Regions from separate parts of the Homo sapiens genome. Here region 1 is linked to region 2. The links are chromatin contacts, found by Hi-C in ENCODE. All regions are on one chromosome and are shown on one strand. The core of a region is the stretch at or near the end of the contact, and the rest is flanking DNA. Distances in the headings are between cores, read along the strand shown.

Region 1 (3,390 bases), core at 171-2,670, 1.1 Mb before region 2:
AGTGAAAAGTTTCTGAGGGTTTTATACAAATGGCAACACGGTAATAGCTAACATTTATAAAGCACTTACCATTGGCTAGGCCTCATAATAAGAGCCTGCATGAATTATCTCACTCAATCCTGACAAAGACCCAATGAAATAGTATTATTTTATTCCCACTTTTCAGATGAGGTAATTATCATTTGGAGGGGTTCAGTAATGTGCTCAAGATCATAGACTGGCCTGGGACAGAAGCTTGGCTCTATGTGACTCCAGAGCCCATGCTTTTAACTAGGACCAAGAGAATTAACCCCACGTCCCTGAAGCACCTATATCAGATTACAATGAGTCACTTTCTCTGCCTCTAGAATGGCACTAGTTGCACAGTGAGCTATGATATGATTGCACCACTGCATTCCAGCCTAGGTGACAGTAAGAACCTGTCCCTAAAAAAGAAAAATTAAAAATTTTTTTGAGTTAACAGCCATATTGAGGTACTGTGCCAAGTACTCTATCTACATCAGATAGTTTAATCCTTATGATAATCCTGTGAGTTAAAGGTTTGCTCACAAGAGGAAGATTGACATTGCTTTTCTGCTTTTCAGCAACTGTGTATTGCTGTATCTGGGGCTCCAGAGCATGGGGCTCTAGAGTCACATAGAGCCAAGCTTCTGTCCCTGGCCAGTCTGTGACCTTGAGCATATTAGTGAACCCCTCCAAATGATAGTTACCTCATCTGAAAAGTGGGAATAAAATAATACTATTTCATTCTTGGGAGAAATGAGAAAATGGCCAGACCCTGAAATCCCCTTCTGTGTTGTGTGGTTCAGACAAGGGCTGCACTACCCTATGTTGTCTCGCGATCTGCACTCTAGGTGCCTGTGGGAGCAGGAACTGGGGCACGGGTTCACCAGCAAGAGTAGTTAGAAACAATTCTGCTCTCTGATAAGAAAATAACAGGAGGCAGACTGAGGTCTAGCCCAGGGCCTGGCACATGGTAGGGGCTCAATAAATAGTTTGTGGAAGGGAAGGAAGGACCATGCGGTTGAAGAAGAGATTAAGAAGTGTTTCAGAGGTGAAACGACTAGCCTTGGGGACAGAGGAGATGAGATAAGGTGTATGGTAGAAAATTCAGCATTCCCTCCCGACGTTCTGTCTCATTCTCTGAAATTTCTTCTCCATCACGCACTTCAGGCTGCGATAACGAGGTGGAGTGTAGAATCCGACGAACGTCCTCTACCCCGGGGCGGGTGGAGGTTACCTGGCTGCGGCGGGGAGGTGGGCAGGCGGCAGGGAAGGCGGGGCAGCAGGGCGGGGCCCGGGGCGGGAGGTGTGGCCGGCGGGCGCGGGCCTGTGATTGGGACTCCGCGAGAGGGCCTAGGATTGGAGGGCCCAGGCAGAGCCCGCGAGGAGGTGACGCGGCTGCGGAGGTGACGCGGGAGGTCGCGCGCCCCTTCCGGCGCGGGGAGGGCGCTGAAGATCGGGGCCGCTCGGCCGCAGGCCGCCTCCAGCGCCGCGGGATGTAGCGCGGGGGACCGCGGCCCCCAGCAGAGCCCGCCTGCCCGGCTGTAAGTCTCCCAGGGGCTGCGCGGTGGGCAGGGACTCGGCGGGAGCGCGGGGACCCCGGGGGCCCCGACCCAGGCCTGCGGAGGAGACAGCTGTTGGGGGAACCCGCTCCGACTTGCCAGGGGGCTCGGGCCCCAGCCAAGGAGCCGCCTGGCCTCCAGGCATCCAGCCGGTCAGGTTGTAAACATTTCCGGCCCCTCCCACTGCGCGCCGCCTCCGAGGCGGCCTAGGTGCGGTGGGCGCTCGTCCCCGGCTGTCCCCCGACTCCCGGCAGTCCTGTGAGTGCTGCGCCTTTAGCCCCACGGGGTGGAGATGCATGGGTTCCCCAGATCGGGACCAGAGAGCCAGAGTTAAGCCTGGCCCCGAGGCCGCCGCGCGTGGGGAGGGAGGGCTGCGGGCCTAGGTCGCGAACCGCCTCTCAGCGGGGAACAGCCGCATTGGGTTGCCAGGAAGCCCTAAGGTTCCTCCACCAACAATCTTTGGCAGGTCAAGTCCTGACAGTGCCCTCACTTTGATGGGGTGGGAAGGGAGGTTGGTGATCGCTCTGCAGGGTTAAGGTAATCCTGAAGGCTGAAATGCGGGGCAGAATCGAAGGTACTTTGGGGGAAAATGAAATTTCATTACCTTAGGTATCTAGGATTGATGTATTCTATCTTCTGTTTGAGAATTTTGGTCTTCAAGCCTTCGATTTTTAAGAAAATAGATAAGTGTTTTTTTTCCCTCAGTTTCTGGTGCTCTTTGGGAGAATGGGAAACTGACAAGGCCAATTTCAGTTTACACCGTTTCAGATGTCAAAGGAGCGCTAGGAGGCCATGGTACTTTACTAGATTAACCATAGTACTTCCCTCAAGTGATTCAGAAGACGGGCTAGAAAATACAGCGGAGAATACATAGGCTGCCATCTACAAAACAAATGATTGTAATGGCTGGTTCTTTTCTGAAATGAAGTAATAGTGGGGTCGGTTCACTGCTTTTCTCTTTTCCTAGTAGTTGGGTAGGCTACGATGGTGCAACTTCGGTTCCTGAGGTTGTATACTATCTGTATACTGCCAGGAATTTAGGGTGGTGCTAAACAGATTGCAATGTCAGGGTACCGGCTTGCAGCTACTAAATGTATTTACTCCAGGAATAACTTTTATGTACCCATATTGTGATTTGCACTTGGGAAATCAGTCATAAAAACTGATGTTACCTGTGAAGGCCCATGTTATGGTAGACCTCCGCAAAACTATACCTAATTGTAGAGTAGAAACTGAAAGCTTTCTATTCTCAATGGTCAAGACTTTGCCTGCAGGTAGGAGAGAATCTCAGAAAAATAACAGGGAGCAACATTAATCCACTGATCCCCATTGCTGATTTATAAAGTACACCACCTTAAGTAGGCTTTTAGGCTATTTTCAGTTTTTTAAGTCTGGCCTCATTTTACCTTTCCAGGACTCTATGGAAAAATGAATTGTTTACTGCCCTGGGGACTGTGTTCTTTCATGGCATGTTCACACCATATACCCTCCTGGAATGCCCTGTTTCCATCTCTATCTATCAATCTCCTGTCATAAAATCTTCCACAAAACTTTTTCTGATCACTTCAACTAAAGTTGCACTTTTCTTTTGAATTCCTCCTGCACATAATGGCACTAAGCCTTGTAGTGATATTAGGAAAGTTATTTCCCCCATTTAGAGGCCAACAACCATTTCAACCCTCTGACTCCTCTTTGCCTTGTCTCTGTGGCCACAACACCATGCGTATTGTAAGTAATCAATCGGTATTCTCAGATTAATGAAGGTTAGAAATTGCCCTTCTTTCTAGGCCAGTGTATTTGTTCTCTATTCCCATAGGAAATTTCC
Region 2 (3,717 bases), core at 53-2,552:
ACTTAAATGATTAGACATACAGCATAACACTGAAAGGAGCCTTAGAAATAATCTAGAGCCATTTTTTCCAAACCCCGCTTCAATCAGAAGTCTCTATATCTATTTTATATATGATATATTAAAAAAAAGTTTGACAACCACTAATTTGGCAAGCAATGACCCATAGAAGGCAAGTGTCTTCTCCAAGATCACACAGCTAGTAAGAAGTGGACCTGGGAATCAAACCCAAGTCTCCTGCCTTTGTGCCAGAGCTTCTTCCACAAAGCTACACTGTCGTCCGGGTGTTAACCTTGAACCCTCCCTCCCCATGACCTGGCAGGACCAAAGGGAGGGCTCCAGAAAGAACCTGGAAACCCCGGGCCCAGTCAAAGCCTATGAAGGTAACTAACATGCCTTTTCTGGAACTCCCAGGCACCAGCACCTAAGCACCTAGCTCTGCCGCCAGGCTTGAGTCCTGGTGACTCTATTCAGCTAAGAATGTGGAGGTCGACAACGGAGGAGGCAGGAGTCCGGGAGGGAGGAAGAGGAGGCCTCTGGAGAAAAGGATAGAGGAGGTGGTGAGGGTGAGGAGGCAGGAACCCACCTGAAGGCCAGGCAGTGCTTCTGCTGCCTCTCGGTGATAAGCAAGGTCAGGTCCCTGCAGCAGTACCGATGGTAGCAGGTCCCGCAGCAGAAGGTGAAGAACTCGCAGTTAAACCCCGGATGCCAGGAGCCATTCCGGTCCAGGTACCACAGGCAGTCCTCGCCGGCCAGCACTGCGGGCAGGGATTGGGGGTGCCCAGTGGCCACCAGGCCAGTTCATCCCCAGCCGCGCTCGGCCCCACTCCCCCGGCGGTCCCCAGCCTGACGGCTCCCGAACACTGAGGGTTGCCCCTTGTCTCCACCCTGAGGGTCTCAGCCCCAGAGCCCCCGAGGCCTCTGCCTGAAGCTGACCCTGCACCCCGGGATCAGCCTCCCATGGCCCAGCATCCTGGAGCTCCCTCTTCCCGCTTCTTGAGGACCCAGCAACACCCAAGGCTCCCGTGGCAGCCGGAGGGTCTCGGAGAAGCCCCGAGCCCAAGCCCCTCGGATCGGTCCCTCCCCTTCCTCCGCCCCCATCCCACTCCTGCCGCATCTCTCCCCATCCCCTTACCCAGGGGAGCCCCCAGCACCAACAGAGCGATTGCGGTGAGCGGCGCGGCCCGGCGGAGCCCCGCGGGTGGCATGGTGGGGGCTGGGCGCGGCCGGGGTCGGGCCTCCCAGAGAAGGGACCGCAGGACCAAGCCGGCCAGCTGGAGCTGCGGCGGGGCCCAGCCCGCGGCCAGGCTCGGGCTCCTCTTCCGCCTCCTCTGGGGGTGGGACTAAGCGCCCCGCCCGCGCTAACCCAGCCGGCGCGGCTCCGCGCAGCGCCCAGGAGTCCACCCACCAGCGACGCCCACCTAGCCTCTGGAGCTGGGTGCCCCTCACCCAGCAGAGCACTGCCCTGCTCCCCCTGTCCCCGGCTCCGCGGTGGTTCCTCCCATCCGAGCCACCATGGGCACTGCGGGCAGTTGGGCACTGCGGCCAGGGAAGCCTGGCTGTGTCCTGGACCCGCCCCCGGCCTGGGCCCAATCACTATGCTGGACTCCAGAAGCCCTGATCCTGGTGCCACCTCCGAATGCCCAGACACATGGGCCAACCCTGGAGGAGCAGGGCTGGACCTTCACTTGTGGGGGACCTCCTCTGCCGCGTCCAGCCTGGGACATCCTGTCGGGGGCGGAGAGGGAAAGAGGCTGGATGTCACCCCGCCCCCATTCCCAGAACACAAGCACTCATTGAGAGGCATTCAGAGTGGCTTTGTCCCCAGCGGTGCCCACAGGCCTGAACCCTGCCAGCTGCACTGGCTCCCTACGATGGACCCTTCCCCCTTCAAGTGGACAGAGCTGGCATGCACCAGCCCATGGCCTCACTAGCAGGGAAGGCAGGCTGCTGGGGCCACCTGGGGCCCATCCAGTTAAACACTCTTCACAGTGAAAGCCCTTCACAGAGCAAGCCTGTACTGCAATAGCCACCGGAGCATAGGGAGGGCAACAGTTAATTTCAGGTGGGCAACAGTTAATTCCAGGTGGAGACAGTGTTTTAGGATGGGAGAGGTCAGTCTTCACAGGTTTATACTGAGTGCCAGTGACTATGCCCCATGCTACATGAGGTACCCTCCGAGGAACTGCAAATTAAGCCAGGGAGATCATCAAAAGCCTACCTTAATCCCCTGCCATGTACACCCTTTCACACACTTCTGGGCTTCCACATCTACCTCACTGGAATCTTTCCACAACTCCATGAACTAAGCAAGGTTCATCAGTGTTATCAATCGCATTTCACAGACTGAGAAACTAGGACTCATGGAGGTTAAAGAACTTGTTCAAGGTAATACAGCCAGTAAATGGTAGAGGCATCAGGAAGACCCAAATCTAAATCAGGGTTGATCCCCAGCCGCAACAGCAGACAGTGTAGACAGTGAGTATTTCTTGTGTTCTGGGGTGAGAGAATCAGGACAGGTCCATGGAAGGCCCAGTAGAATCTTAGTAGGTTAGGGAAGGACAGCCGAAAGAGGAGCTACCCCATCCTGGGCCCCTGTGGGTGCTGGCACACCTACCCAAGAGAGCTGGAATAGGAGAGGATAGGCTCCTGCCCCAGAAAGTTGCTGGTAGCCTGATGGGCAAGAGTATGTCCTCACGCAGGACACAGTCATAAATGCAGCAGCAGGGACAAAGAGAAACGCCTCTGAATCCAGCACCACCTACTCAGTGTGCCCATTGCCATCCATCTCCTCTTTCCTACACTAAAAGCTCCATGACTGCAGGGACCACGTGGCTGTGTTCAATGTGGCCATCCAGCCCTAGCCATCAGTGTTGTCATTGTTGGTTGAATCATCTTCAGATAAGGGACTGTCTTTCCTGCCCAGAGCTGAATCTCCCATGTGTACCCTTGACCCCTGCTGATTTGTCTCTTCATTATCCCATCTCTTTAGTGTCTTTAGCTTCTCACACCTTACCAGCTTCTTTTCCCTAGGAAATCTCAAGTCTCTCCTATTTAAAGCAAAGCAAAGCAAAGCAAACCAAACCAAACCACATCCTTCCTAAAACTCATCCCTCTCTAGCTACTTTCCTGCTTTTTTCTCCAACTAGCCTTCCTCAAAGTGTATACCCCTAGTTGACACGCCCTCCTCAAAGTGTATACCCCTAGTTGACACTTCCAGCTTGCAATGACACCTAGCACGCACCAACATCATCAGTGATTTTCTAATTGCAAAATTCTAAGAATGTGTTTCAGTTCATGGGATGGGAGGTGACTAGACTAGGACAGAGAGTGAAGAGAGGGGGCTGTGGGCCAACCAGAGGGGAGAACTGGCTGCACTGGGAGAACTGGCACTTCTTACCTTGACAAGGGATGCTGGAGCTCGGAGATGGAGAGCTGGGGCTAGCTTATGTCGCCATAATGAACCTGGGTCTTGAAAGAGTCTGTAGATTGGCCAGGAGTGAGGAGGGGCTTGGGTGGGAGGACTGGGGGCCCTGGAAGAAGTTGTCTAAATCTTCAGGCCTGGAAGGGCTTCACTACACCTTCTCTAGGTAAGGGCAGGCAGGAATACCCCCCGCTCACCAAGCTGGTCTCTTAATCCCCAGCAAGGGAAAGAAACGCTTTCCTGGAAAAGAGGAGGCAGAGTAATTTGTGATCAGATGAGACAAAACATAGGCTTTG

What was found. Hi-C counts contacts between places; a loop is a spot of excess contacts on that map. Pooled maps may share reads with other maps.
Region 1: a pooled map shows a loop between it and region 2 (2.1-fold over the local background). The contact joins the promoter of ADIPOR1 here to the promoter of SHISA4 in region 2. A Hi-C loop is called at or near these places in 1 of 168 maps with a recorded cell type or tissue (psoas muscle) and 3 of 50 pooled maps.

The regions. Positions count from the first base shown.
Region 1 is chr1:202,956,342-202,959,731 of GRCh38, reverse strand. It overlaps ADIPOR1 (adiponectin receptor 1), which reads left to right and starts at 1,420. Exons shown (of 8, transcript NM_015999.6): 1 at 1,420-1,547. RefSeq lists silencers at 842-891, 1,192-1,751.
Region 2 is chr1:201,886,483-201,890,199 of GRCh38, reverse strand. It overlaps SHISA4 (shisa family member 4), which reads right to left and starts at 1,302. Exons shown (of 5, transcript NM_198149.3): 1 at 1,133-1,302; 2 at 584-755. The coding sequence starts at 1,205. RefSeq lists enhancers at 1,165-1,459, 1,300-1,809.